3 separate regions of the Homo sapiens genome follow, and all the other regions are linked to region 1. A link is a loop called in an ENCODE intact Hi-C map of the cell type or tissue named here. Cell type or tissue: mammary epithelial cell. All regions are shown on one strand. Each heading gives the region's core, and the rest is flanking DNA. Links, peaks and the distances in the headings are about the cores only.

Region 1 (10,321 bases), core at 2,650-7,649:
GCAGAGGGGCAGGGAGTCAGGGAAGGTGGAAGGGGGATGGGAAGGGCATTGGAACAGGGGGAGGGCCCAAGGCTGTGGGGGAGAGGGCTTAGAGCAAGGGGACCTGTGGTGCTGCGGTCCCAAGAGCGGTGGTGACCAGTGCACGATGTCATGAAGATACTAAGAACTGCTGCACTGTAAACTTTAAAGTGGTAGATGTCATGGTATGTGAATTGTATCCCAACACAAAAAAGTGATTCATCATAAAATGGTTGAAAGCAGTTTAAAAATATTGAGTGATATAAATTTAAAAATTAAAACCTCTTGATTCCTTCACTGACTTCACCTTCCTCATTGCTAATTTCCAAAGGGAAATCATGTTACCACTGTGCAGAAACCTTCTAGGACCAGTAAAGTATATATGTGAGCATCTTTTTTTCTTTTTGGCAAAAATAGGATCAAACTTTAAGTGGTGTTTTGCAGCTCGCTTTGTTTAAGGGACAATAAACATCTCCATGTCAATTCAAGTGCCTAACTGTTAAAGAAGTGCCTAGTATCCCATTGTCTGGCAGTCCTATCGCTTACTTAAGCAGCCCTTTATCAATGGACACTTAAATGTTTCCAAAATTTTGCCATGAGACTCTGAACTGAATATGCTTGTGCCGGCATCTCTGTAAACTGATGCAAGCATCTGCGTTGCATGAATTCCTGGAAGTAAAACTGATGGGCCAAAGGACATGTGTGTTTTAGATCTTGATAAATATTGCCAAATGGCTTTCCAAAAACTGTTCCTAATGGACAGGGTCCCAGCGGTCAAGCAGGCCCCGTTTCCTCCTACCCTGCGGGCTGAAGTCTTCGTCCTCTGAAGAAGTCTCCAAGACCACTTGACTGGGGGTGATGGAGAAGGCAGGGTGTGGGGAGATGAGCCTCAGCCCATCATGGCTTGAGCTAGGATGGCTGTATTTTCATTTGGATATAAACTGTAATTCTGATAACAAGGTTTTTGAGCAAATAATTCTGCTTTAAAAAAAAATAAGAAAAATAGGCCGGGTGCGGTGGCTCACTCCTGTAATCCTAGCACTTTGGAGGCCGAGGAGGGCGGATCACCTGAGGTCAGGAGTTTAAGACCAACCTGGCCAACATGGTGAAACCCCATCTCTACTAAAAATACAAAAATTAGCCGGGCGTGGTGGCAGGTACCTGTAATCCCAGCTACTCAGGAGGCTGAGGCAGGAGAATCGCTTGAACCTGGGAGGTGGAGGTTGCAACGAGCTGAGATCGTGCCACTGCACTCCAGCCTGGGCAACAGAGCGAGACTCCATCTAAAAAAATAAATAAATAAAAAAAGTTTAAAAAATAAGAAGAAGAAAAAGAAAAAAACATGTTTGGAAACCATTAACAGGTTCTCCTAAAGCCATTTTCCCTCTCCCTTCCAGAGTCCCATTTAACCCTGCTGTGGCCTCCAAATGGCACCCAAGGAGCTTCATGCCAGCATTCACACCTGTGTAGCCCCATTTCACACCTAACAGAGAGGACCTGTGTTACCACAGGTAATGCAGAATGATGGTATTAAGGACATTGCAGCTTCCGCCTTGTGTGGTCTGATCTCCCATTCTGGAGTAAGATAGCACTGTGTCCTGAGGGCAGAGGGGCAGCCCTTTGAGACCCCAGGTGAGGCAGAGCCGGCCTGGAAGTCACCCTTAGGCCCTCAGCCTGACCCACACCATGCCTGCGGTCTCGTGGGAGACCTTGAGCCAGCACCACCCCGCTGAAGTGCTCCTGAATCTCAGCCTGCAGAAACTGTGTGAGATAACCTGTGTTGATTGTTGTCTAAGCCTCTAAAGGCCGGATGAGTGTTAGGCAACAATGGATAACTAGTAGACCTGGACTTGTGTGGTTCGGGGTCCTAGATGCTAAAAATCTGGTTTTATGCTTGGATTTAAACCTACCTCTGCCTCTGCCCCGTCGGAGGTCCTTGGCATTTCCTCCCGGGTTAGGACACCTAGCCCCAGGCATCTCCTCTCATGACCTTTACCAATGTGGTGACAGTTCAGATGAAGGTCCTTGGCATGAACAGGAGTTGTAAGGATGGATATAGTGACTCGGTGATTGAATACTAAACCCAAATTTAAAATAAACGTGGGTCATTTGGTCCTATAATCTTTGAAAAAGCAATTATGTATAACGGCAGAAGGTTTCAGCTGGATGTCAGATTATACGGATCTAAGAGTCAGTAGGAGGCCAGAAGAGTGGGAACTATTCTTTTCAATGTGATGGTGGGAAGCGAAAACAGAGGGCTCTTTTTTTGTTTCTTGGTTGGTTTGTTTACTAAGGCATGGAGAGGTGAGCTTGTGTTGTGGGAATAAGAGAAGGGATTCGTGGGAGGAGATTGAAAATGCAATCTAGAGAGGGTCATGGGTGGAGAGGGGTGCAGAAAGATGGGGGTCAGCTTGACTCTTGTGGTTTCCCTGAACTCTGCCTCATTCTAGAGATAACTGGGGTGAACTGGTGTCTCAGTGGGACTGTGGAATCCACAGGTGCAGAATGAGGTGCTTGTCCAGCTGAGGTGGGTCTTCCTGGAGTTGGAAGCATGGATGTACAGGAAGCCCTGTCACCAAGGCTGGCAATTCCACCTGAGGATCAACTCGAGAAGTGGCCATCAGAAACCTGTGACGATGAACCCGTGGCTCTCCTTTTGCCTGCTGCACCCCAAGTGTGGGGACTGTACTTGGCACACAATAGGCATTTAATGCACATTGAATGGATGAAGTCTGAATGTGGTTGCTCAGAGTTGGTGATTACCGAAGTCAGAATGGAGGGAGGTCAAGGGGCTGTGTCTTGAGGGAAGAAGGAAGAACCTCGTGGCAATGGCTGAACTGGGAATCCAGAGGTAAACTGATCCAGCATGGGGGAGGGAGGCTTAGGGTCTGGAGATGATTTAATAAGAGTAGCAGGGCCCGAGAGGGAGGCAGCAGGAATGTGGCTGGAGGAGCCTCCAGGAGCCCTCTGCCAGGGTCGTGAGAACCCATGGGCTGGGGCCAGGGAGATGAGAGGTGGAGGCTGGGACCATGGTGTCCTCTTCTTAATCAAAAGCTGATGCATTTTGTTTCCTCTTGAAGGTCTCAGAGTCCCCACAAATCCCTGCCTTGTTCACAACAGTTGGGGCTTTGTGCTTCTCTCTGAAATAAAACTTTTATCTTAAAAAAAGAAAAGAGAATGTATCCAATATAGTATATCATAATCACAGTATTGGGAACTTTCCCAACCCTGGTGGGAAGGAGGAGGAAGTCGTGGGTTCACTGGGGCACAGGAAAAAAATGCCAGAGATGTCCACCCCTAATTTTTTTCCTCTCCTCTTCTGGGTTTCTGTTGTAATGGATTGAAAATACACAGGAGATGTAATGCAAAACTTGGCTTTGATTTTTTTTTCCCACCTAACTCTTTAAAGGTTTGGAAAGATTTGATTACATGGCAGGGAAAGTAAAAATGTGGATGAGATATCCTGACGCTCAGGCCACATGACCAGGTGATAAGGCGTTCAGAGACTGCCAGCGGCAGCTGCTGGCTCAGGTGCGGCCTGTGTGGGAGGACTCGTGTCTCGGTGGTTACAGAGAAGCTGGCTTCCACGGTGTGAACCCGACTGAATCACAGGCCGCTTTTTTGTTCTCCCTCGGCCTTGGAGGGCCTGGGACGTTCCTGTTGCCCAACATCCTGGTGAGCTGAGAACATTCTGTAGATTAATTAGGTTCTCTCCTCTGGCTCAGCAGGTCTGTTCTAGCCATTTGACCAAAGGCTCTCTGATATTTTCTACCAGCCTTAGAACGACAGTCTGCAGATGTGTGCACATAAATGTCTGGGAGGAGCACACAGATACTGTGGGAGGAGTGGGTCCGGCGTAGCTATTGGGAGATCTCGCTCGTACACATGGCGCTACATAGAAAGAATGCCCTGAGGTGAAGGTGACAGCTCGGCAGTTTCTTAATACCCTGAACTTGAGCGTGGCCTGCGCTAGAGAAAATACACGGTGCTTCTTAAAAACAAAAGCCAGCAGCCTGCAAGAGGGCTGTGCCTGCGAGTTCCTGGGAGCAGGAGGGGGCTGTTCCTCCGCCCCTGGCTCCAGTTTCACCCAAGTCACTTCACAGCAGTTGGAAGGAGGTCACCAATTGTTGAGTGTAGGCGGGGGGCGGGGAGGGAGAGGAAGAGGGATGAAAAGGGAAGGCCCGGGTCAGCTGGGAGAGGAGCTCGCGGGCTTTCCGGCGGGCTGGCCTGAAGTGGAAGGGCCCAGGGCTGCCTGCCACCCTCAGATGCCACGCAGGTGTTGGGAGGGCACCCGTCTGTGGGCTCAGGGACGTGTTCCCACCGACAGGCACAGAACGGAAAGCACCTTGGGGGAGACGCCCTTCTCCCCATCTCAGGAGGGAGGCCGGGCCTGCAGACCTCCAGCCCTTCCCCAGCGCTCGCTGTGAGCTCCCCCCCCCCACCCGCCCCCCACGTGCTGGGGAGCAGGTCCGTTTCCCCACCAGTTTGCCTCTGGTCTTTGTGTTTGCTCTGAGGCCAGGCGCGCCCCCTGCTGCAGGCCTGGGCTCCTGTGTGGAGTTCTCCTTTCAGATGTTGCTAAAATGTCTTGAAAGGCTGCGGCCACACCAACAGACGTCGTCCGGCCTTCTTCACACGCAACGAAGCGCCCAGGTGGAAATGCATGTACCCGCGGCAGCTTCTCGGCAGCGGGCTTCCTGGGACGGAAGACACAGGCTCGCCCGAGGGAGACGGAAGCAGGGGATCTGCTAGAACTCAGCTCGCCTCCTCCTTTCTCAGCAGGGCAGAGAATCATGGGCTTGTGCTGACGAAAGCTCCAGAAAATGGACTCATTTAACCTTTCCAAAGATATTATCCAAGCTGCAAAATCTTGGCAATCTGAAGACCTTTTAAGTCGATATACCAAAGAGCTTTAGTCAGGATTGAATGCAAAATGCCAAAATTTCACTTTTAAAATCATCGTAACATCTAAATACAACCTAAGCACACTTGTAAACTGATGCCGAACAGGCACTTGGAGAGCCCTCCCTGCACCCCTTCCTCGCCCCCTCCTTTGTGCAAATGCTGTTTGCCCAGAACTTCAGCCACTGAAAATCCTGGGAACTTTCTCTTCCTGGCTGCCAACCTAGCAGTTTGGACTCACAGACGAGATTTTTAAATCACTGAGGGATTTAAGCCTCTCTGTGTCACAGAAAAGCGAACACCCTCCCAGTTGAAGGTGGCCCCAAAGATGCGGGCCTGGGACCCAGGACTTCTGCAGGAGAGTGGACGCCTGGGTGCCCCCCGCCTTGCCCTGCACATGGTAGGTGCTCAATAATTACACAATAAATATTCACACAAAGCAGTGATTCTGCCGAAGAGATCCACTGCAATGCACCTGGCTTCCTAGAAGCAATAAATGAAAAGCTTTTCTATTTTTTTAAGAAAAGAAAAGATTAATGAAGCCCTGACGTAGAGGCAGAGAGCTCAACAGAATCCAGTGACTCAAGGCGTGCGCAGAAGCAATTTGCTTCTGAAACTCTAAACACCGTTCTTTAGTACTTCCTGACACTCCTCAGCAGCAAGCAAATAAATATTTACATGTGGAAGGAGACTGTCCTTTGAAATGTAGGTTGTTCCATTCAGAAGAGAAATACGGCAAGGTGCCACTACTTTAGTGGCAACACGCGTTATTATTTATGTTTTCCAGTTTGAAAATCGTGCACTTTCTATCAGGACCCTTAAATGGTAAACACTGATTCCCACGTGAAGCGAATTAGTCCAGCAGCCACCCCCCCCTTGGTGGTTCAGGGACAACAGCATAAGCTTTGACAAATCACCCTTTGTTTTATGCTTTGATTACCTGGTGAGCTAAAAACAATGATAGTAAAAGCCTGGACCTGCCATGTATTCAGTCTGCATTTGTTACTCTCCCCTTTCTTCCATTTATGAGTTTGTTCCCAAAAGATTTTTTTAAAAAAATTCTGACTTGAGTAACTTTTCCTCTGATCTGATCTGTTGTCAAATTAGTGGGTGGCAGGAGAAAGCCAGTCACATGATATCATCGTTTCCTATTCAAACAGACGGCTTTTTTTTTTTCAGTAAAAATACTCGACTGCAAGACTATGAGTGTGCAGATAATTCTGCTGCTTACTCCGATTGGAGGTGTCTCCAGGGAGTTTCCAAGCACAGGAAGCATTCCTGCTCTGAGGTTTCGGAAGAACACTTTCAGCAGGATTTTGGGTCACTGAAATGAAAGTGAACTATGCTCTGTACAAATGTATCATGTTTAATTCAGGAGAAATTCATGCATTTCTTTGTTCTATAAATATTTACTGGCAGCTCGTTTTGTATAGGAGGCTGCCACCTCCCAAAAGCCCCCTGCTCCTCGAGTGGGTTGAGCCTGAAACCCCACATCCACAGACGTGCCCAGCGGCCTTGGGTGCTCAACACAGGCTCGTTCAGGTACGACCAGATAACGGGGCATACCTGGTCCCAGAGTTCAAGGGCTTGTCTTATTTTATTTTAAACATCAGACTCTAACTGCTTGTTTAATCTAAATGTTAGCAATCAACCTACAGCCACCTGAAATATGTGAGTGGTGTTTAACAGATGATAAAGATCATATATTACTTGCATGGAAAGAATGTAGAAATATAGGTGTCCCTTTTAGTCTTTAGTGTGTCCCCATAATCAATGTCCCCAGCTCATTAATGAAAAGGTCCCCTCCTCCTCCCCCATCGCTGCCCTCATTCCTATAATGTAAACAGCCACCAATGGCTCCTATTTCTTTGTTCAAACAAACAATAGCCTTATAACGAAGAAGAAAATTAGTATCAGGTGAAAGCCTCACTTCAGGGTGCTTATGGCTTTTTCTTTTTTCAGAATAACAGAGTACACCAGTCATCATAAGAAGAAAAATTCACATTTAAAGTTTGGAAAGCAACAGGACAAAGGTCTGTCTTCAGTGGTGCGTAGACATGCTCGTGATTGAATTGGAAATAGTTCTCTTTCCTTCTCTCTGACTTCCTAACTGAAAAGCTGCAGCGTGGGGAGAAAGGCTGCTCAGAAGCCTGGAGCCAGAACACGCACCCCGGCTTTTGCAGGGCCGGCTCACTTGGTTAGAATCAAAGGAAAAGCCTTGTTATTTGGGAAGCTGGGCGTCCTCACCAAATTAGGGGATTTAATTTGCAGATATCTAAGGAGTGCTTTGAAATGAAAGATGAACTAAAATCTGCTCTGAGGCCCGTGATTTTTCACCAGTGAAGGACTCTCTTGCTGCTGGACATACATGAAAAGCATCATCTGATCTGAAACGCAAGTCCCTGCAAGACAGAGGAGAGACTTTATAAACATTTTATACCATTCTATGAAATCAATTCGATTCAGGGCTAGAATTCAAGAAGTAATCCATGGGCAAGTATATCTGATGGTAAACCCAAACGATTATATTGTTAACCTCTTGTACTTTTTTTAATTTTTTATTATTTGATATTATTATCACAAAAGTCGCTGGAACAGGATCCATGAGCTGCTTCTTCACTGCTTAGTGTTTTCAGAAGCTGATGGATTATTAAGCTCCAATTGAATACTTGATTTCCAATGATTCCATTAATTTTTCTGGTTTGTGGTAGGATTTGATTTACTTATTTTGTACTTTAACACACCAATAAAAAATAGATACTAAGAAATAGTGAAATTTGTTGCTTCAAAATAACCCTTAAAATTTAGAGTTTAGTGAAATTAAGCAATTCAAATAGAGAAACGATTATCCTTCATTTCCTTAAGGCACAGAAATTGAGACTAGGTTCAAGAACCTTCATATTTTAAAAACTGGAAAATACTGGCTAAGTGAGGACTGGGCGGTCATCCTCCACACATGCTCTGTGTGCTTGGAGCGAAGAGGGGAACGCACTGAATGAGATGAACTGGAAGGAGGTGCAGCAGCGAAGGAAATCCTTCTGTTGGGAGAGTTCACGTGTTTAGGATAATCCTTCGAATAGGACGCAACAGTGATGTGAGGAGAAGCTTTGGAGCTGATTTAGATTGAGACAGTCTATCACAGGCTGTTTGGTTGCATCCCTTTGGGGCCAGTCTCATTTTAGGTCTAAATATGCAGGAATGGGGCTCTGGCTTCCAGAAGTTTCAGGCTGCAAAAGGCTGGGGCCACCATCTTTACAGATAATCCATTAGTTTGATTCTCTTGGGGGCCAGGAAGAAAACCAAGAACACTCAATGGACTATGGGACTCAAATAATCCACAGGAGGCGTTTGTAAAGGGGCAAAACTGTGTGTGCCCAGTAATTCTTGGAGCTCGCAATAGAGGTGGAGAAGCAGTGATGGGCCCCACAGCAGCAGGGGCTTGGGAATGACGGAAAAGAACAAAATGATGGAAGGACAGCTGGAAGAAACAGGGAAGCTTCCTTTTAACTGGATGCTGGGTCTCAGCCTTGAATAGTTCCTGGCCTTCGGAGGCCTTTTCTCAGGGAGCATGGCCTGGGGACTCCCTGCTTGCTCTGCTGAGCTTTCAGGGAAGGAGAAATGGGCAAGGCCAGAGGCGACCATCAGGTGCTCCGTAGGCACAGAGGCAGAACTCAAGGTTTAGCTTTACCTTAAGAGGGTGACTGCAAAGTGTGCTCCCTGGACCAGGGGCCTCGGCCTCACCTGGGAGCTTGCTAAAAATGCAAGTTGCTCTCACCCAGACTGAATCTAAAATTCTGGGTACAGCCCAGCAATCTCTGCTCACACTTTCTCCAGATGATTCTGGTGCAAGCTAACCTTTCAAAAGTCCTGGGTCCCATTCCCAGAGGCTGTGATTAAGTTGGTCTAGGGCTGTGGCCTAGACCTGGGGATTTTGGAAGCCCACAGGTGATTCTGTTGTGCAGCCATGGTTGGCAGGCTGTTCACGGTGCTGTTCAACAGGTCCTGCTGTGGGATGGAAAGGGTCTGTATCTGCACTGGCCAATGTGGGAGCCAGCCCTGTGGCTATTGAGCACTTGGCCCCTGGCTAGTGCAACTGAGGAGCTGAATTTTTCATTTCATTTACTTTTAATTAAGTTTAAATAGCTAAATGTGGCTATTGTCTGCCTTATTGGATAGCAGAGTTCTAGAACCACAGATAAATGTAATACTGTCCCTTTAGTTGATTTAAAAATCCAATGCCTCTGTAATCCTAGCACTTTGGGAGGCCAAGGTGGGCTGATCACGAGGTCAAGAGATCGAGACCATTCTTGCCAACATGGTGAAACCCCGTCTCTACTAAAAATACAAAAATTAGCCGGGCATGGTGGCAGGCACCTGTAATCCCAGCTACTCGGGAGGCTGAGGCAGGAGAATCACTTGAACCCACGAGGCGGAGCTTGCAGTGAGCCAAGATTGCACCACTGCACTCCAGCCTGGTGACAGACGGAGATTCTGTCTCAAAAAAAAATGCCTCACAGAGTTAAATATTTAAGTTGATAAGAAAAATGGTAGTCGAGTCTTTGAGGATTATTTTAAAATCCACTTTTGGTGATAAATAGATAAAAACAGTGTGGTAGGGCCCAGAAGTTCTTCCTGATTTCTACCTGTTGGAGCTGAATTCCTCAATTTTACTTGTAGGAGAACGGCTTCCTAAAGGGCACCTTACCCAGCCATTCCTGCATGCAAGTGTGTATGAGAACTGCAGGGGGCATTATATGAAAATCCAATTCCTGGGCTCTATCCCAGATGTTCCTATCCAATAGGTCTGGGTTGGGGCCCTGGAAACTGCATTTTTGGCAAACCCCTTACTGATTTGGATGCACAAGTTTCAAGGAACAGGCACTAAGGATCGCTGATGTAGAATCTGTTTGTCCATCCAGGAAAGCCAGAGTCACCACACTTGAGTAAATGGGTTTTGATGTAGGAAAGGTCTTTATAATTCTTTCATGAATTCACCAAACTTTAAAAACTGTACTATTTTTGGCTGGGCTTGGTGGCTCACGCCTGTAATCTCAGCACTTTGGGGGCCAAGGCGGGTGGATCATGAGGTCAGGAGATCGAGACCATCCTGGCTAACACGGTGAAAACCTGTCTCTACGAAAAATACAAAAAAAAAAAATTAGCCGGGCGTGGTGGCGGGTGCCTGTAGTCCCAGCTACTCAGGAGGCTGAGGCAGGAGAATGGCGTGAACCCGGGAGGCGGAGCTTGCAGTGAGCCGAGTTCGCACCACTGCACTCCAGCCTGGGTGACAGAGCGAGACTCTGCCTCAAAAAAAAAAAAAAAAGCGGTAGTATTTTCAAGACTGTGCTAAGCTGGAGGAGAAATCGGTGAACAGGGTTCAGTGCCTCCCTTTAACTAATAACAT
Region 2 (10,321 bases), core at 1,863-6,862, 89 kb after region 1:
AAATTTTCCACTTGTGGCATCATATCAAACTTTTTGGATTTGGAAACTCAAAGTTTCAAATTTTGGAGCATTTTGGATTTCAGATTAGGGATGCTCAACCTGTGCAGTACTTTAAAACTATAATTTCCAGACTTCCAATGGTGCACCCCTATTAGACTTTCAGAAAGCACCCGCCAAGTAAGTTACTGATTTTACACGTATATGCACAACTACTGCACTAATATGCTTTGTTATAAACACACACACTTTAAAGGTTATAACAAAAATAAACAATATTTTATCTTAACTTTAAAAGTGTTTTTGCTGTGACTCCGACTTGTGTTTTGAGTGCAAGCAGCAAGACTGAATATGCGGCTCCCATGTCAGTTGAATACATACACCAAATGCTGAAAGGAAAGAGCCAGTGAGCACACCCTGCCCCCGCCCTCCAGTGGGGGCTCCTCATTCACTCTTCAGGGATGTCCGTGCCCCTCTGACATGCATGCATTTGGGGGATAAGAGACCAGTCTATGTAACATTCGTAAAACGTGATTTTCTTATTTGATTTTAAAAAATGAACAGATAAAGTTGTTTTTCTGTGGTTTTTGTTTTGTTTTTTTTTGAGACAGAGTCTCGCTCTGTTGCCCAGGCTGGAGTGCAGTGGTGCAATCTTGGCTCACTGCAACCTCTGTCTCCCGGGTTCAAGTGATTCTTCTGCCTCAGCCTCCCGAGTAGCTGTGACTACAGGCGTGTGCCACCACACCCGGCTAAGTTTTGTATTTTTAGTAGAGATGGGGCTTCACCATGTTGGCCAGGCTGGTCTCGAACTCCTGACTTCGTCATCCGCCTGCCTCGGCCTCCCAAAGTGCTGGGATTACAGGTGTGAGCCACCACAGCCGGCCCAGATAAAGTTTTACTGGCTCTTCCTGCGTGCACCTCAGTTATTTATGGGGTGCATTCACTGATTCATATGCCTCATTTAAAACAAGAACAGGCTCAGATCCAGGTTTTGTAGAGCATAGGACTTTTACAATTTCTGAGAAGAATAAACTCTTTAAGAAAAAGAACACCAAAAAAAGCCTTACTTTTACAACTTTTACAAATGCTTGTGACCCTCAAAACACAGTTAGGGGACTCCCAGGGCCATGGAAGGGACCCCTGTGGGGGACCTACGACCACCATCACGGCCTTGCTGGCTTTCAAAGTATTTGAGGAGGCTGCTCCTGAAAACAAGACAGCCTGGGAAAGAGAGCTCCTTTGGAAAAGGTTGCTTAGTAGACTGGAATTTCAATGTCCTTCCCTGCCTGGGTCCTCTTCAATGGGCCATCAAAGAAAATTCTATCCTCTAGGCTAAACTGTTTAAAGAACAGTCCCTGCAGCACGGTGAATCCAGGTCTGGAGCTGCTAAGAACAGGAGCACAAATGTTTAGAAAACACCAGTTATCACAGCCATTCACTGTAGCTGTCTCTCTTTTCTCTTCCCTTCTAAAACTCAAGCTGTGGTCTTAGGATAGCAGTGCTCCAGGCTGGAGGAGGAGGAGGAGGATGTATATAACATTTTAGTAAAGAACACTGTGGACTCACTCAATAAGTCACACTGTCAGCTCCTGCCCATTAAGGGGGAGAGGGACCTGTTTTCCCTATTCCTCATGGGCGAGAAATTTGAGCTGAAACTCGTCTTGCAGAAATCTCGGTCTCCCTTTTAAGGCATTGTTTTCAATGTAAGATGGCAAAGGCAAATCCAGTAAAAGGTTGTGGCTAATACCGGACATTTACGGCCCTGAGAACAGTGAAATGCAGACGGTGGCGGTGGGGATGTGCTTGAGGCAAGGCTTAGCAAAGGGTTAAAGTATAGGCAAATTCGGAGGAAAGTGGAAATGCCCAGGAGAAATTTCACTTTAGAAAAAAATCACAAATCCATTCCCTCTTTCGACCCCTCACTCCAGCAGTGCCTCACACGAGTGCCTGACTCCAGATCATCCTTCTCTGAGGCGCCTGTCCCTGACATGTCTCCAGGAGCCAACTGCAGCCCAACAGCCACACAGGTGGGCCTGACGCGCTCTGCTCAGGAAGCGGCTGTGAACCCGCTGCCTTCCTAACACAAGTGTTAGTTCTCTCAGGGTGCCGTGGCCTTAACAGCAAGAGCCACAGCGTCTGTGCTCCCAACTGCCAGGGACTCTGGCTTCCGGGAGGTGGCCTGAGAACCAGCTCAGACAGCAGGGATGGGCCGGGCCTGGCCCTCTGCTCGGGGCCACCCAGGCCTCAGGAGCCTCCTGTTTTACAACTGTCATACCCGGGATCCAAATCCCTTTCCCCTGCCGGCGCGGATCAAAGAAGGGCTCTCACCCCCACCACACTCTCCGCATCCCCACAGGCCTCCCACTGCCCCATCCAACCGTGGCTGCTCCCGAGGCTGCAGGCAGGGTTAGGCCGCCTGTGGGCGACCACCCCGAGGCCTGTCCTCAGCTGCTGCGGGAGCCCCCTGCAAGGCTGGGTCATCACTGTCTACGCAGATCTCGCGTGGGCCCTTTTCCTGGCCTAGCACCCCCAACACACTAAGAAGGGCGGGCAGCATCCTGTTGGTCTGGACTCTGGCGAGGCTGCTCCGGGAAGCCGCAGGAACGTTCTGTGAAACAAAGGCTGACGACTCGGGACTCCCATAAGAGATAGAGCTTGGTTTCCACGTGCCACGCCTACCTGCCATGCCCCGCAGTGTCACGTGGCTTAGAGAGCGGTCGTCACGTGACCCGGAAGTGATGGTCACGTGAAGGGGAAATGGCTGTCTCTGCCCAGGTACCCTCCTAGATCCACGGAGTCCACACTGAGGCCTTGGCGCCCAGGCCATTGCCAGGGCCTTGTTACACCAAGTTTAGGAAAACCGGATTCCGGGGTCACAGCTGCAGAGGAGGGGGTGGCGGAGGTCTCACAGGCCTCACCTCTGCACCTCCCCTGGGGCGGGATGAAGCAATCTGGGGTAACCCGGAGCAAGAGTCTGTAAAGAACCCCAAGGCCTGGGGTGGACTCCAGGCCCAGGTGCTTGCTGGGCCAGGTGCCCGAGCCTCTCAAGGCCCCCAGCCCTCACACCTGTGGGGCCTCGACCACTCCGAGCAGCTGGGGCCTCGGGGCCAGTCCCTGAGTTAAAAATAACCCAGCTAGGCTAGAAGCAAGGAAAGACAAGCGTGCTAGAAACTTCTCCCCTGCCAGGTCAAACAGGGAGGACATCCAGGGAACTTTCTAACTCTAACTTGGGTATAAAACCAGCTTTAGAAGTTGCTGTAAGTTAAGAATTCCTTCAGATAAAATTTTACCTGGGACTTGGTTTACCCTTTAAAAAATCTTTAAAGGAGGAGAGAATAGTTGACATTTCTGAATCCCTGAGACTAGCGAGCATGTGGCTAACGTCACGTTATTGAACAGAAAGGGCGGCGGGGATTTTTGTAGAGGCATTTCCAAGGACAGCGGACGGGCCCTGCGGGCTTAGGGCCCGGCGGCAGAAGAAAGAGGAATCAGTTAGAAATATTCGAGATTTTCCACTTAAAGCTTTGGGTAGAGGCCAATATTGTTGACATTTAAACATCCAGATGAGCCGTCTTTGGGTCAGGAACAAGGAGCTGTCTGGTTCCACATCCCTGGAGGTAGCCTGAGCGCTCAGCAGGCCTGAGTCAGGTCCGCCTCCTGCTACTGACGACTCACGTGATTGAGAATAAACGGCTTAGCCGTCTGAGCTGAGCCTCCTCCTCAATCTGTTGTGCAGTCTATACCCGCGTGTATAGACTCCGGGCCCTTCTTCCCCACGGCAGGATCTAGCAAGGCGCTTCTTTCCGGTGCAGCGCGGAGCCTGTGACTTATGCTCCGCTGCCATCTGGTGGCCCTACGCTCGAATTACAGCTCCAGGGTTTATTAGGTTTTTTAAATTATTATTGTTTTGAGGGATGAGGGAAAACCCTTTTAAAAGTTGAACACGTGAGCCTGAAAAAGTTAAGAAAAGTCAAAACACATGACAGGGGAAGGGAAATAGGTGAGGAGCAGGCAGGATATGGAATGTGGACAATTTCCAGGGTCTTTGTAGAACTGCATGTTTACTTCTTTGAAAGATTTTGAATTCCTAGAGTATTAGGCCCACCTAAAATGAAAGAACCACACGTATGCCAAACACACAGAATACCAATTATTTGTATTATCTAACATTTGGGATTGTCTACTTTACTCTTTTTTTCTCCATTCGAATGTCAAGTTGCTTTCAAGGAACCCTTTTAATGATGTCTAAACTGAAATTGAGACAACTGCTGCTGACTGGATTCGACACTTAACCCCCGGCCCTTGCCCTGGACAAGACCCAAGGGACCCTGGCTTTGAGTAGAACCCGCAAAGAATATAATACTGGCCCCTCCAGAAAATAATCCTCCACACCTCTGTCCAGCATGTTGGCGTATCCTCATCACGAGCGAGTTCTGCACTTGTGACTGATTTGCCTTTTTGGCAAAAAGAGATGGAAGTTGAGCTCCCTAGCGAGAGCAAGCGCTCATCATTTGCAATACAGTGTGGGGTACAGTGTGGGGTACTAGAGGGAGGTGGTGCCAAGCTGCAGGGCGCCAACAGGTGAGTGCCAGCAGGTGAACATACCCTGAAGGAAACCCACCAGGCGGGGCTACCTGAGGGCCTGTGTCCTGGGCAGGGTGACCAGGTGGCCGTCCCACCTGGTTTGAGAGTGTGTGCATCAGGGCCACCACCTGCTCTCTTGCTCCTCTCTTCTGAACATCATTAAAACAAGTTCAAAAATGTTCATCTCCAGCCATGACCCCAGGGCCACTGACAGATGCCTGCTCTTGGCAGGGGAGCGGCTCTGGGCAGCCTGCAGGGCCTGTCCTGGCCAGCAGGAAACGACACCAAACAACCATTTCCTGGGTGATTTCAGGCAGACCCAGGACTCCTTTGATCATCCAGAATCAGGACTCTGAGGACTTATTGAAGGCCTCAGGCTCTCCAGAGGGCCCCACTTGTCAGAGTCATTTCACTCCCCAAAATGTTGGCCAATTCCTGATGCTAGCAGCCTAGCTGGGTGGGGTGGGGCAGGTGCGGCCATGGGAAATCCAGACTGTTGGCCTTTTAAGTTGGGAGTTAGCAAGAGTTGCTTCTTGTAACTGGCTCAGTGTAAGTAAGGCCTCTGCATTAGATTTATAGGCTCTGCCTATCCCGACAGTTCCCCAAACATCCCAGCCCTCCGCAGCCCAGGAGAGTTCATCGAGATCATCTTTCTGTCTCAGGTCAGTGCCCTGGGAAGGGCAGCAGACTGACTTTTCTCGTCCTGCCCGTGGCTCCATGGCTGGCACACAGGACGTGCTCTGTGAGGTTGCCTCTTGACTCTCCTCCTCTTGACATTTGCTGGCCCTAAAAAATGATGAAGGTTTTTCTCATTCTAAAACTCAATCCTTCTGAGTTGGCTTGGCCTTCAGTGGATTAGAGATTAGGATCTGGAGCCCCCGAAACCTTGAGCCAAAACCTCGTTCTAGCTACCAGCTGTGGGTACCTGGGCAAGTAACCTGCCCTTTCTGGGCTGAACTTTCCTTAGATGTAAATGAAGGCAATAATAGCATTGAACAGGGTTATTGGAAGCACTAAATTGGGACACTGTGTGTAAAGGTTAAGTGCTTAGCCGAGGCTGAGACCAGCAAACACTGGAGCCTCTGGGTGTCTGTGCTCACTGCCTTTCCTGCTCTGCGCGTGGGGAAGATGCCCTGCACCTGGCGCTCACCTGTGCCTTAGGCCCAGGACGCACAGTGATTCACCACGCTGCAGAGCCGGCCGTACCCTTCAGTGAGTGACCCCTGCCCTTCAGGGCCCTGCTCTCCCTCAGCTTATACTTTAACACTTCAGACTTTTTGAAGCCTTTGGCCTTAGGCTTTGCTGAGCCAGGTTAGGGGAGGAGAAGGCAGAGGCGAAGAAAGGGGACTAATTGCATATCTTTTTTTTTGGAGACGGAGTCTCGCTCTGTCGCCCAGGCTGGAGTGCAGTGGCGCAATCTCGGCTCACTGCAAGCTCCGCCTCCTGGGTTCACGCCATTCTCCTGCCTCAACCTCCCCAGCAGCTGGGACTACAGGTGCCCGCCACCACGCCCGGCTAATTTTTTTGTATTTTTAGTAGAGACGGGGTTTCACCGTGTTAGCCAGGATGGCCTCGATCGCCTGGCCTCGTGATCTGCCCGCCTCGGCCTCCCAAAGTGCTGGGATTACAGGCGTGAGCCACCGCGCCCGGCCGGATTAATTGCATATCTAAGGTGAGGCCCGGGGCTCTACGTTCACCATGGTCCCCTCATTAAAAGCTGTGAAGTCAAACACCAAGACCCAGAGAATTTAATACTAATACGTGGCCCAAGTTAGACAGCAAGTGCATGACAAAGATAGAACATGACCTTAGCGCCACCCAAATACAAAGGACAGACTCTTCTCAGGCACATTGCGTCTGAGGCCTGTGAGGTCGCTGGGCCTGTCAGGAGGCCTGGCTTCCTCCCGCTCCCTGCTCCTTCTCAGATTCTGTCATGATCAACTTCCCAGGAAACTCGAATGTTCTATTTTATTTCAGGAACTAAAAATAAGGAAGATTCTCTGACAAAATTGCATGAAATGCATCCTGTCCTTCTTTCTCATTTCAAGCATGAATGAACTCGGTGTGAGGAGACTAAGCCAGGCGGCAGGGGTCTAGCATTTCCCGCCTGTGGGTGCAGGAGGCAGACATCTTAATTTTTAGAGCTGCTCTGTAGGCACTTTACAGCTTCCTCTTCTAGCTGCTCAGGCCATAAATCTCTAGACTGCCAGGCTCCAAACTCATGGGGAATGTCCTGCACCCCAGCAGCAAGTCCTGCAAACACAACACTGGGTCATACGTGGCCCATAAATAACGCGCACGTTGAGCCTCAACCTCAGCTGGTGAGGTCTGCTGTCCGGAGGCCGTGGACTTGCGAAGGCCTGAATGAGCCCCTCCAGACTGCCCAAGACAGAGGGTGACACTTCCTGGTGGTGGAGAACCCGGCAGCATCAGCATCAGGTTAGACAGAAACAGCAACAAGGATAAATCCTGCAGGAAAATAGGGAGAGCCTGATGGGATAGGACCGCCCAGTGCTGCAAGCTTGTGCCTTTTCTGGATACTTCCATGGTGCAGGTCACTGCAGTCTGGGAAGTGCCTGCTTGGCCCTGTCCCATAGCAGGCACTCGGCCACCTTGCTGAGAGTGAGGAGACGGAGCTCACAGGCTGGGCAGAGAGACACAGAGACCCAACGGCTGGGGAGGGGAACACTGCCCCCCAAGTCTGAGGGAGTGTGAGGTTGTGGGGAAATTGTTGGAGGAGCCTGCGGATATGCATGGGGCCCACAGCCCCTGCCCAGGGCACCTGCATCTTCCATCAGCCTGGGCATGGAGAGTGACCCCGCCACCAAGCCCAGCCCTGCTCTGAGCCTTGGAGTGTTGGGTTCAGGACAGTGAGGAGACCAGGCCCACTTCTCCTGCCGCTTCAGGGTCTTGGGGTGTAGTCCTTACCAGACACTATACTTCTGTACCTAATCGTACAGGGGCAAGTGGAGTTGACAGAGGGTCATGAGCAGGCATGATTGCTGGCCTAGAGCACTGACTGCGCATGTGCCCTGCATCAGGGTCTCCTGTGGTCCAAACGTGTCTCCTCCAGAATCCAAATGTTGAAACTCAAGGCCTATCGTCATGGCGTTGGGAGGTGGGGCTTTGAGAGGTGATTAGGCCCTGAGGGCTCCTCTCTTGTGAATAGGATGAAGGCCTTCATAAAAGAGGCTTCACATAGGGTTTGGCATCTTTCTTTTCCGTCTCTCCTCATGTGAGGACACAGTGTTCCTCACCTTCAGAGGACACAGCATCGAGGCACCATCTTGGAAGGAGAGAACAGCCTTCCCCAGACACTGAACCGCTAGTGCCTTGAACTTGGATTTCCCAGCCTCCAGAACTATGTGAAACTAGTTTCTGTTCTTTATAAATTATCCAGTCTCGGGTATTTGTTGTAGCAGCACAAATGAACTAAGACATGATCTTAGCATGCACTGAGCCCATGGTTTTCCTGTAAAATGAAAATATTTGCACCTATCGCAGGGGCTGTTATGAGGCCTGGAGATAATGTGCCAACAACTAGCAGATAGTAGGAGCACTGCTGATGGTGGTTACCAGGGCGATGAAGCCTAGCTCTCCAGTCGGGCTTAAGGACACACTCATGCAGATGGGATTCTTAGGACTCCTCCAAGTCATTTCTAACACATGGAACTTGTGGGTTATTTCCCCTTCATTTCAGGTCCTCTATCGAGGGAACCTGGGTCCTGGGACAAAGCTGCCACTATGGCCATGGGAGGAAGCACTGAGCAGGGAGGGGAAGCGGAGACAGCCCAGTCTCTCCCTTAACAGAGCAGCCCTGACAGCTGGCATCAGACAGTGCCCGTGACGAGGTCAGGGCCACTAGGCAACACTTTTCAGGTAAGGGAAGGCTGGGTATGTGCTGGGCACCTGCATGCTGGTGGTGGGGGTTAAACCGCGTGAAGCTGAAGGAGCCACCCTCCTGAGTCTGTCTCTGTCAGGGAGAGGAGTGGGCTGGAGTCACTATCTTAGGACATACGGCAGATTTTTCTAGGATTCCTGTTGGATGGGGATATAGTAAGTGAAGGAAAACCCCAGGAGTAAGGAAAGGTCTTATGGTCTCAAGCACGGAACAACACATTTTTTGTGGGTGTAAAGGCCAGATAGTAAATATTTTAGGTTTTGTAGACTACAATCTGGTTCTGTGGCAGAAGTGGCAACACACCATACAGAAGTAAGTGGATGTGGCTGTATTCCAATAAAACTTTATTTACAAATCGTAAATAGGGAGTGCGATTGGTTCTGAGGCCTAGTTTGCCAACCCCTGTACAGGAGAAAGAGCATAGACACTACCCTAAGTCCCACAACCTAATCCCTGTTCTGCTGGTGCCAGGTCTGCGGCCTTAAGCAAATGCTGTGTCCCTCTGAGCCTGCTTCCTCTGCTTCCTCATCAGTAGAAAGTGGTTAGCAGTATCCACCTCTTAGAGCTGTGATAATGTGTGCAAAGCCGCCAGGACACTGCGGGGTCCTAGGCTTCCACGGAAACACCCGCCGTTCTCGAGGCGGATGGGCCACGAGCAGTCCTAGTGTTCTGTTGCCCTCGGAGTCTTTCATGGTCTTCTCGCTCACTTATTGGACCTGACTCAGGGGGAATGAAGAGTCTTCCCCCTGTACTCTTGCTCCATCTGTACTCTTAAAGTAGGTCTTTCCAAACTCACTGACATGTTATTTCAAACGGTCTGGCAGCATTCAGGGCTGCGCGGAGTCCCCTGGAGATTCTGCTGCACCAGAGCATTGCCTGCCCTAGCATTTTAAAGTTATAATGAAATCCAAAGCAGATGTGCCAGATCTAGGCCGGCCTAGAGCAACCTGAATTTGTTTCTTGGGAATGCCCCTCTTCAGCACGTTTTGAGCAGACATTTGTGATGCAAGCCAGGCAATAAAAGACCCCAGCATGCTCTAAACACTGCAGTTTTACCCGTTTGTGTCAAAGAAAATCTGGGAGGCATGACATGAAACTAGCTAAATTTATGGCTCAAACTTTCACTAAGCTATCTCTGAAAAATGTTGCTGATCAGAGAAAAGAGAATTTAGTTAGACAAAAATTAGGTAGTATTCAGATGGGTGGAGCGCTTAACTATGACCTCAATCAGTACTTAGTTATGTCAGACATGAACTGAGAATATGAAGTAGAAGAGGTGAGATAATTATGAATATTATAAATATTTGTAAACTAAAGTAAGAGGAAAACAATGCTATTTTTATATCCAAGCTTATGCTCTTGCTAAGTAGAAAAGTTGTTACAAAGATGATTAAAGGTGGTGAAACTGGTTTCAAAGCTCTCATGAAGGTTGTATATGGTTAGGAAAAGGAAGAATAAGGTTTTTTTAAAAATAGCGTCAGGAGTTCGAGACCAGCCTGGCCAACATGGTGAAAACCCATCTCTACTAAAAATACAAAAATTTGCCGGGTGTGGTGATACGTGCCTGTAGTCCCAGCTACTCGGGAGGCTGAGGCAGGAGAATCGTTTGAACCGAAGAGGTGGAGATTGCAGTGAGCCGAGATCGCACCACTTCACTCCAGCCTGGGTGACAGGCTGAGACTCCGTCTCAAAAAAAAATAAATAAATAAAAATAAATAGCTAGAAAGACTGAAAGCTTTACTCCTCAGATAAGAAAAAGACAGGGATTCCTGCTTTCACCTCTGATATTAAACATTGTATTGGAAGTTCCAGTCAAAGCACTTAGGCAAGACATACAAA
Region 3 (10,321 bases), core at 3,489-8,488, 66 kb after region 1:
CTGGGTAAGCTTCAAGCTTTAAGACAAAAAGGGTCAATTTCTGTGTTTATCCCAAAAAACTGTCTATGGGACTGCTGGGTTGGTTTCACCTCTCACACCCCAGCTGCTCTGGGGCCATGGAGCTCACAGCCTTCCCCTCCACTCTTCCCTCCCGCTAGGGAGCTAAGCCTGGGTGAGACCTTGCACACCTTTCCCAAGGGTCTCCCTGGCATTCTGCAGGTTCCTTTGGGTCGGTGGTTTTCAATCAGCATAAATTTCTGGAATCCCGTATTGAGATGAAGCCGGAGGACCTGGTCTTCAAAGGTCCTTAAGGGTCTGGCTCACAGAGTCACAGAGGCGGGGGCAGCCCAGGCTCTGCACCTGCCCAGTGCAGGAGGCAGATTCTGGGGCTCAGCCCACATGTTGAGAATACACCTGAGGTGGCAGTGCCTACCTTCTGCTGCTTGGCCTCTGAAAGAGGTCATGTTACTCCCAAGTGATTTTTATTGATCCTGGGTCTTGTCTTGGCCTCCCCCCCACTTTCCCCCATTTCCTCTCCTTGAGCAGGCATCTATTTTTTTATGTTTTTGAGCTGGAGTCTCGCTCTGTCACCCAGGCTGGAGTGCAGTGGCACAGTCTCGGCTCACTGCAAGTTCCGCCTCCCGGGTTCACGCCATTCTCCTGCCTCAGCCTCCCGAGTAGCTGGGACTACAGGCGCCCGCCACCACGCCCGGCTTTTTGTATTTTTTAGTAGAGATGGGGTTTCACCGTGTTAGCCAGGCTGGTCTTGATCTCCTGACCTCGTGATCCTCCCACCTCAGCCTCCCAAAGTGCTGGGATTACAGGCGTGAGCCACCACGCCTGGCCTTTTTTGTATTTTTAATAGAGACGGGGGTTCACCGTGTTAGCCAGGATGGTCTCGATCTCCTGACCTCGTGATCCACCTGCCTCAGCCTCCCAAAGTGCTGAGATTACAGGCGTGAGCCACTGCGTCCGGCTGAGCAGCCCTCTAAGTCTCCACCTGCTGTGACAGGTTAGCAATGAGGCCCGGCTTCAAGTTCTTCAAAGGAGGGTCTACAGCCCAAGTCAATAGGGAGTAACTTTGCTGCTTTTATTTTTTTTAATGTGGTAAAACACATAACGTAAAATTTATCCTTTAACCGTTTTTGTTTTGTTTTGTTTTGTTTTTTGAGACAGGGTCTCCTGCCACCCAGGCTGGAGTGCAGCGTCGTGAACATAGGTAACTGCACCCTAGACCTCCCGGGCTCATGTGACCCTTCCCCATCAGCCGCCCGGGTAGCTAGGACTATAGGTGTGCACCACCATGCCCCACTATTTTTTTTTCTGTAGAGATGGGGGTCTCACAATCTTGCCCAGGCTAGTCTTGAACCCCTGGACTCACGCAATTCTCCCAGCCTCCCAAAGTGCTGGGATTACGAGTGTGAACCACCGTGCCCGGCCATTTCATCATTTTTAAGTGTGCAGTTCTGTGGCACTACACACGTTCACACTGCTGTGCAGCCATCACCACTCTCCAGCTCCAGAACTTTTCCATCTTCCCAGACTTAAACCCTGTCCCCACGAAACACAGAGGCCTCACTCCTCCTCCCCCAGCCCCTGGCGCCCCTTCCACTTTCCATCTCCTTGGCCCTGACTCCTCCGTGTTCCTCACCTGTGTGGCTCAGCAGCACGTGTCCCTCTGAGACTGGCTCACTGCACTTAACACAGTGTCCTCCAGTGCATCCGTGTCATAGCATGGAGCAAAATTTCCTTCCTTTCAAGGCTGAATTTGATGCCATCGTTCAGGTTTTTTTTACACAGCAAAGTGTGCAAACCACTGAGGACAGGGCTACTGCTGCCGGCCATGACCCTGAAGCCGTCTGTGTCCCAGCCCTGCACAGAGCTGGCCTCAACTGCTGCTCCCATTCCCTACTTCTCCTTCTCCCTACCTGGGAGCAGCTGCCAGGCTACCGCACAGGGTATGGAGAGGGAAGAAGCACCTGGGTGCCTTTTTTTTTTTTTTTTTTTTGAGACAGTCTCACTCTGTCACCCAGGCTGGAATGTGGAGTGCAGTGGCGTGATCTCAGCTCACTGCAACCACCGCCTCCCAGATTCAAGCAATTCTTATGCCTCAGCCACTCTAATAGCTGGGATTACAGGCACACACCACCATACCCAGCTAACTTTTGTATTTTTAGTAGAGATGGGGTTTTGCTCTGTTGCGCAGGCTGGTCTTGAACTCCTGACCTCAAGTGATCCGCCTGCCTCAGCCTCCCAAAGTATTGGGATTACAGGCTTGAGCCACTGCACCCAGCTCCAGCCCATTTTTTTGAGACAGGATCTCCTTCTGTCGCCCAGGCTGGAGTGCCCTGTCTAGATCTTGGCTCACTGCAGCCTCAACCTCCTAGGCTCAAGCGATCCTCCCACCTCAGCCTCCCAAGTAGCTAGGACTACAGGCGGGCACCAGCACTCCCGACTAATTTTTCTTTTTCTATTTTTAGTAGAGATGGGGTTTCATCATGTTTCCCAGGCTGGTCTTGAACTCCTGGACTCAAGCGATCTGCCTGTCTTGGCCTCCCAAAGTGCTGGGATTACAGGCCTGAGCCACCGCACCCGGCCTCGTTTTTAATTCTCACAATTCTCAAGGATAGTCGCGAGAGGCCTCAGTGTTTCCGTTTGACCAAGGAGACATACTGAGAAAAATCCAGTGGCTTTTCACATAGATCACGGTGCAGGTCCTTTGCCCTGGCACCTTAATCAGGAAAAGGAGCCCCTAGTGAGCCCTGGTTTCCTCATTTATAACGTTGGAAAAATAACAGTATCTACTGCATAGCATTGATTTGAGAGCTAAAACCAGATAATTTATGTATGGTGCTTAAACACAGTGTCTACAATTAGCAAGGGCTCAGTAAGAAGGAGCCAATATTAATATTATTAACATCATAATTTAAGAGGAAAAAATTCAAAGTGTGGTCCATGCCTATATTTCAGTTTTATGCAGCTATTTAAAATGGTGTTTACATTTTGTGTTTACAAAATTGTTTAATGCATGAGGAAATTTTTATGTTGTTAAATTTTTTCAAGTTTCCGAAATCATATATACTGTATGATTTCAATTATGCTTTAAAAAAAACCAGTAATAAAAACACAGGAGGAAATATGACAAAATATCAACAGTGGGCATATCTGGGTAATGAGATTGTGCGTAACTATTTTTCTACTTCTCTCTCCTTCAATCTACTTCCCAAGGAGCAGATAACTGTCTCTATAATTATAAATACAATAAATCAAAATGTAAGTAAAGTCGAATATGCACTAATCGAGCTTTGTTTTCCCATATGGTAGTGGTCCCCATCCCGGGCTGCACGTGAGGATCCCCCAGGAGCTTGTTCTCACCCAGGTTGCGGCTGCCCCCTGACCAGTGTCATCACCGGCAGGTGCCATCGACAGTCTGATGAGAAACAGCTGACAATTTTGATTCAGAATCTGAAAGTGGCTCACTGGTGTTATCAATACACACAGGATCGCTTTCATTTTAAAGTCACAAACAGAGAGTCAGTGCAGCTACAGGATTAGAGCTGACTGGCTGAGTGCTTTGTCATCTGAATTATCAGGACCTGGAGAGCAGGGGAGGCTCCCAGTGGGTGTGGATCTCAGCGCTGGCTGCCCTTTCTCCCCATTTTCACCTGTTTCGCCATTGCTCTCAGTTGCCACCCTGGCTCTAAGAAGCGGGGTCGAGAAAGAGCCACTGAGGAAACTGAAGAGGCCACGAGTCGATTCTGTGCCCAGCTCAGACTGTGGCTGATGCGCAGAGGCACGTGGGCTCTTGGAGGGTGGGGATGAGCTGGGCAGCCCCACGGCTCCTCCTGGCAGGGCCCCCATGCTGCGCGTCTGTGGGCTCTTGGAGGGTGGGGATGAGCTGGGCAGCCGCACGGCTCCTCCTGGCAGATCCCCCATGCTGCGCGTCTGTGGGTTCCACGGCAGCCAGTTCCAGGCACAGGGCATTCTTGGTGCACTTGTCAGGTGATTGACTCCGTGCAGCGATCTCCACGGGTCCTTTTGAGGATGATGCCGAGAATCTCTGTTTTACTCCTGGGAACACAGCAGCTGCCAAGGTTGGACATCACTCTTCCTAACACCTGGGAGATAGATAAGGAGTGCTTTAAATGAAGCTTCAAATGTTTCTAGTGGTTCAAGAGGGGCCCTGAATGTGTGGATCCTCCAAGCTCCCCTTCTCTCTGCACTTGGCTGTGTTGTCATTCACAGCCCAGCAACTCACCTTACAGAGGTTAGGAGGGAGAGGAGGCTACACATCTGCGTATTAATTCATAGAAAGCCTTGACCCCATCAGTGCCAAGTCCCAGCATGTTGTTGAACCACTTACATCAAGACAAGGCATTTGTGCTGCATCAACTCAGCAGTGATTGGCAGAGTCCTGTATTCATCATTCCTCCCGGTGTCGTCCTTTTAAAAATAATCTACAGGTGAGCAAATCATGAAAGTGTGCCAAACTGGTAGGCTTTTCTTTTTCTTTTTTATTATTTATTTATTTATTTATTTATTTTGAGATGGAGTATCGCTCTGTCGCCCAGGCTGGAGTGCAGTGGCACAATCTTGGCTCACTGCAACCTCTGCCTCCCGGGTTCAAGCAGTTCTTCTGCCTCAGCCTCCCGAGTAGCTGGGACTACAGGTGCCCACCACCATGCCCAGCTAATTTTTTTCGTGTGTGTGTATTTTTAGTAGAGACGGGATTTCACTGTGCTAGTCAGGATGGTCTCAATCTCCTGACCTCATGATCCGCCTGCCTCGGCCTCCCAAAGTGCTGGGATTACAGGCGTGAGCCACCGCACCCGGCCAGCTTTTCTTTTTCTATGAGTTTGTGGTTTTCTGCCAGGACATCCCATCAGTTTGGAATAAATGAACACATCCCTTAGCCCTGCATTTACAGACCCCACCCCCATCACTCAAGTCCCCATATCCCCTCTCCAGATCTGTATCCACAAAGCACCACGCTGAGATCGCCTGACTGCGCTGCCTTTGACCTTCCAGGCATCAGCGTTCCCAGGAAGGGAGTGGCTCCAGGCCCCTGTGGGAGAGTTGCAAAAGGTGGCGCACACTTGGTTTTCCAGGGTTAGACCCCCTGTATGAGTCTGAGAGCCCGACAAGCCCAACTATGGCTTTGAAATTCATCATGGGGTCATTTTCTGTATTTAAAATAAAACTGGAGAAAATGAGATTTCAATCCCATTTTGAAAATGTTTGTGCCGAGACAGCAAACAGCAAAATGGAGCTTTCTTGCCAGCGAAGAAGAGCACACCTGCATCACCTTTAAGGAGAAACGGGCACAGCCGTGCCCTTGCTCTCTGGGAGTCCCCATGCAGACTGGTGGAGGTGCTTGGAGCACCTGTCAGAGGGCTGGTGTCCAAGAGCCAGGGGGGTCCCTACCCAGCTCCACTCACCCCCACCACCCGCAACAGACAAACTGCGTGAGGCTTGGTTTCTCTGCCTGTGAATGGGGACCACTCCAGGGACACAGTCCTCATCCACACTGCCCGCCGGCACCCAGGCTCAAGGTGCTGGGGAATGTGTGGCCCTTCCTTCCCTCTGCCCCCGCAGGTGTGGCCACCAGTGCTGCACAGGCCTCTCAGCCATCCCGCTGTTGTCCTTTTGCTTTTAGTTTTGGAATCTGGTCCTTGGGGTTGCTGGGTTTTGTTTTGCTTTTGGGATGTCAAGCAAGCATTGGCTATGATCTCCAGAGTTCAGATGGTCCCCTAAGATGGATGCAATCCCTAAAAATAAGGTGATGATCCCTACACATATTTATGACCATTTTAAGGACTCACACGTGGTTCTCTGGGCAGACTCTGTGCTGCACCCTGGCCTGTCAGAAGTGCCTTTTCAGCAGGCGACTATCATCCTGCATGTCCTGCCCCTCGACCGGTCACCCAGCAATGCTCTGTTGTCAAAAAAAAAAGACGAAGATTAATCAAAGTGTTGCCTTCTTCCTACTTTTCTTTTTTCTTTTTCTTTCTTTCTTTCATTTATTTTTTTTTTTGAGAGAGGGTGTTGCTCTGCACCCAGGCTGGAGCCTCGAGTGATCTTCCCACCTCAGCCTTCCAGTAGCTGGGACCACAGGCGCACACCGCCGCAGCCGGTTAATTGTATTTTTTTGTAGAGACAGGGTCTTGCTCTATTACCAAGGCTGGTCTCAAACGCCTGGCCTCAGGCGATCCTCCTGCCCCAGCCTCCCAAAGTGCTGGGATTCCACGCGTGAGCCACTGCACCCGGCCCTTCCTACTTTTCCACGGCTGGCCCCAGGGGTGAGCACGCTGTTGCTCTGTGTACCTTTAAAGACTGTTTTCCAAAAAGTGGCTGCCATCTCCTGGGAGCCCGTGAAATTGCACGATCTGGAGTCAGCCAAGCCTTTAGTAACCGATTGTTTTGTTTCTTCCTCTTCAAAATGTGCAGGTTATTCCAGGGCCATGTATCAATTTTGTAGGTCAGAGTGACCCAGATCCAATCCTTACAGCACCAAGGCAACAATATCAGGGCCCTGGGTCCCTCCCTTGGCCTACAAATAAGAGTAATAAAGGAATTGACGTCAACAGATCTTTGTCATGATAAGTTACTGTGTTACAGGGATGCAAATTTCACAGCTACAGATCCTGTCAAAGTTGCTTCTAAGCCCAAGCTCTGGGTGTTGCAACTATGGTTTCATTATCCTAAAAAAAAAAAAAAAAAAGGAAATACTTAAAGATACTTTTAAAACTTGGTTTAGGTCGAATGCCTTAAAAAACAGCTTTCCTTTCAGGCCCCAAAGCTTGAGATTCTAAGCTGGAGAGTCAGCAAAGAGTGCCCAGAGACTTGGTTCTCCCGGAACCTCCGCCCCCTCTCCCACCCAGTGAGGGCCATCAGGTGAGAATGATTCATTTCTCACTTGAATAGACCCTTTAAATAAAGATGAGTCATTTTTCTGAGAATAAGTCCTTGACATCAAATTGTACAATCTGTTGCCTTTCTAAACACCTCAGTTTAAGGGAAGCAGAATGACTTCAATATCAGGGTTTGTAACAGGCACACAGAAGGGGCAGGGGGTGGGGCCTGGGGGAGGACTGAAGACCCTTTGGTGAGTTTCAGGAGGTAAATAATGACTTACCAGAACGACAGCATGGCTGCCTTCCCTGTGAAAAGCCAGTGTTGAAACATGAGTGTTTGTTCATCTGCAGCCTTGGGCTGTGGTGTCTGCAGTGTTTAATAAGTCATTTTTAATTAGCTTCCATCCACCGTGGTGCGTGGCTGGCTGTCTTCGCACAGCTCTCCGGGGCTGTCTCCAGGAGGCCCTATTTTATTGGCCATTGATGCCATGTCTGCTCAGAGATACAATCAGAAAATATGATTGGTGTTCCCGCATGACACACAGGAGGAGGCACGGATGGCATTACACAAACGGCCCAACAGGCCGGGCGCGGTGGCTCACGCCTGTAATCCCAGCACTTTGGGAGGCCATGGGGGGCGGAAGACCTGAGCCTGGGCAATATAGCAAAACACCGTCTCTATAAAAAATACAAAAATTAGCCAGGTGTGGGGATGTGTGCCTGTAGTCTCAGCTGCTTGGGAGGCTAAGGTGGGAGGATCACCTGAGCCCGGGAGATTGAGGCTGCAGTGAGCCAAGATCATGCCACTGCACTCTAGCCTGGGCAACAGAGCAAGACCCTGTCTCAAAAAAAAGCAGCCCAGCAGGTGACAGGGTGAGCATGGTGGGATTTATCATGAGCAGTACCCTGACCTGTCCGAGGGCACAGCATACCATTATCTAAATGACCAAGGTCCGGAAACTCTTTCGTTCCTGACTTTTCAGTGGTTAGAAGGTGCCAGAGACCAGCTACCTAAGAAGGGAACTGGCCAATTCCCAGGAGGAAAATACTGCCTGCCACTGCACTCAATTGGGGCAGCCATGGCTGAACAAAGCAGGAAGGAGCTGATGGGCGTGAAAAAGGACTGGACTGGAAGTGAGGACCCCAGCTGTCCAGCACATTTCTCAGGGAAGACTCACATGGCACAGCCCAATGCTGGTGTTCTTGTCAAGTGAAGAGTGGGAGTGTCCCGCAGCCCCGGGAGAATAATCTACTTGAGTCCCTGTTTTAAGGGGCATTACTGAGGGGATTCTGCTCCCTGAGCTCCTAGAGGTCTGAGAGCAAAACCATGCAGTGTTGTGTTTGCATTCACAGAGAGCAGGGAATAGAAATGTCTGTCTGCCTTCCCCTCACCCCAAAACCAGAATGCCATCCTCCTAGTGTGTCTGCTGCACTCATGGCAGCAGGAGGAGCAGAAGCAGCCGGGGGTGCTGCTGAGCCCCCACTCCTCCCCACCTCCCCGCACCCGTCCACCTGCAGCAGGGATGGCATGGAAAACCCGACATTTCATAAAGATTCAGCAAGGTCCTGTCAAAGCCCAGGGGAAGCCATATTCAGGGAGGGGGTCAATGTCTGGGAGGAATACAATTCCCAAAAGAGACTGAGAGTGAAGCCTGTGGGTCGGAGGGTGAATGAGAGAGGCTGGCGTATTTGGGAATCAAAGGTGTCAAGGTTTCTTGAGGCTCCTGTCCCTGTCTGTCTGCTTCCTTTCTCTCCGTTCCACCTCTTAGCCCCTGTGAGCAGAGACAGCTGGGGCCCCAGGCTGGTATGATGAGCAAGGGTATAGTTCCCTTCCCTGGGTGCCTTGTCCATTCATGTGTGTGCGTGCACTCCGGAGCTCCTCACCACCCAACCCTCTCTCCTCGTGGTTTTCCCAGTGTGGAGATTAGCCCTCGCCACTGACACGCTGAATAATGCCTTCCTGCCCACCCTCTCCAGGTCGCCTCCTCCCCACGTGAAGCCACTCCCCAAGGGCTCATCTTTGAAAGACTTTTTAAGGTGCACGTGTCATTTTCACATTTGCTCACATTGCACAAAGACCTAGTTGAGGAAACGAAAACTGCTATGATTTATGCTAATGAGATGAATTGCATTCCAAATGTATCTCAACCAGAACACACTTCGCAGTAACACGCATGAAAAGGAAACGTGTTCTATCTAGGAATCCCTGTGTTATTTCACTGATCTGCATGTTGTACCCGAGGGCATCTAGCAATGTGCTAATACCTAATTCAGGAAATCTGGATTGAACATGGGCACCTGTGAAGAAGTGGAAACGGCAGTGGAGCTAAGACATACAGCAAAGAGAGCCTGTTTTGTTATAAACAGCTAAATCTGGAAGTCAATGTTTTGTGTTTCTTGCAGAAGTCATACTTTTATCCTGTCATTATGCAAAAGTGCTGATTCATGTTTAGTGCCACAAAATCTACCTTTAAAGTGGAATATTTTGAAAGGTTGTGTTAAAATGACTCTCAAATCTCTTCCAAAAACTAGCTGCTAAGCAGGAGTTCTCAAGGTAGAAGTTGGAATTACCCAACCACCACCCTGATGGGATGCTCTCTGAATGCAGATGGAAACGATGACTTAACTGCAGCTTCGGATGCATCAGACACAAACGCTGGATAAAGCTGCTCATTCACATAAAGCACCACCTGCTGCCGCTACCTGGAATATCCACACTGGATAACTCGAAGCTTGGTGGAAACAGAGGTTGGAAAAAGCAGAAAATAAAACAAAGGGATGGAAGATGGGTGCTCTGAATTCCATTTCCTTAGAAACCAACAAGAGCTCCTTCAGTATGTCGTGGACACCTTCAGTTGAGCACAGCTCAGGCACCGCAAGGACACTCCGCTCATGTAAGTTGGCCTTAGTAGGTTTTTCTTCCATGAGTGAATTTCTATTCAGAGCAAGTAAAACACAGCCTGTGACACTGTTTGTCCCGAATGTCAACAGCGCTCTCTGTGATCAGCCCGTTGTACGAGGTGTTGGAATACATGAACAACGCAAACGGAATATCTCGTCTCTCATTTCTGTCTTTAATCATTGGCTGCCTCCACTCCAGTTACACCTGGGCCGTGCTCTGATCTGCAGGTTTAACTCCAGGGGAAACTTCACCTGTTTGATGACAGCCGTCAAGTGAACCAGATGTTACCTCTAGTAAGAAAGGATGGGCAGGTAGAGTGTGATGTCTGGGGTGCTCCTGACTCAGGGCGGCCTCCCTGGCTCCCCTCACCCAGTTGGACCTGGGTGCCCTTGTCCTACTCTTCTATAGCATCCTTGGCTTTTCCTTCATGGTGCCCATCACACATTCCAGCGAGACACGGATTTGTGGGATTATTTGCACCGGGTGAAGTTGGCCTGTTCCACTAGTTTCCTGACTCCAGGAGCTCAGAGCTTTTGTCATTCTTTCTTCACTCTGTGCATGTAAC

The links. A loop is a pair of places that touch in the nucleus more often than their neighbours do. Peaks named below come from ENCODE experiments on the same cell type or tissue, not always from the same donor. Only the 100,000 strongest peaks of a DNase experiment are listed, where the experiment ranks them.
Region 2: it touches region 1 in a loop (7-fold over the local background); 4 of 110 quality-filtered maps call a loop at or near these places.
Region 3: a loop joins it to region 1, with 4 times the contacts of the local background. A loop is called at or near these places in 8 of 110 quality-filtered maps.

What each region holds. Positions count from the first base shown.
Region 1 is chr18:76,615,878-76,626,198 of GRCh38, forward strand. LINC00683 (long intergenic non-protein coding RNA 683) reads left to right here and starts at 3,900. Exons shown (of 2, transcript NR_120419.1): 1 at 3,900-5,317; 2 at 6,880-7,682. LINC01927 (long intergenic non-protein coding RNA 1927) reads right to left here. Exons shown (of 5, transcript NR_110784.1): 5 at 6,904-7,319. In mammary epithelial cell, for the core only: a CTCF peak has its summit at 4,558 (motif pointing left); DNase peaks (open chromatin) are centred at 3,624, 4,584 and 6,104; H3K4me3 peaks cover 1,561 bases; H3K27ac peaks cover 3,673 bases.
Region 2 is chr18:76,706,134-76,716,454 of GRCh38, forward strand. No RefSeq gene overlaps it. Among named protein-coding and RNA genes, the nearest start is that of LINC01879, 21 kb to the left of the region's middle. In mammary epithelial cell, for the core only: a CTCF peak has its summit at 3,835 (motif pointing left); no DNase peak of the experiment used is centred there.
Region 3 is chr18:76,680,545-76,690,865 of GRCh38, forward strand. It overlaps LOC105372212 (a long non-coding RNA gene), which reads right to left and starts at 6,879. Exons shown (of 3, transcript XR_935657.4): 1 at 6,325-6,879; 2 at 5,823-5,935; 3 at 3,002-4,118. LINC01879 (long intergenic non-protein coding RNA 1879) reads left to right here and starts at 9,485. Exons shown (of 2, transcript NR_122073.1): 1 at 9,485-10,321. RefSeq lists enhancers at 5,924-6,880, 6,892-7,868. In mammary epithelial cell, for the core only: a CTCF peak has its summit at 6,357 (motif pointing left); DNase peaks (open chromatin) are centred at 6,497 and 6,887; H3K27ac peaks cover 1,344 bases.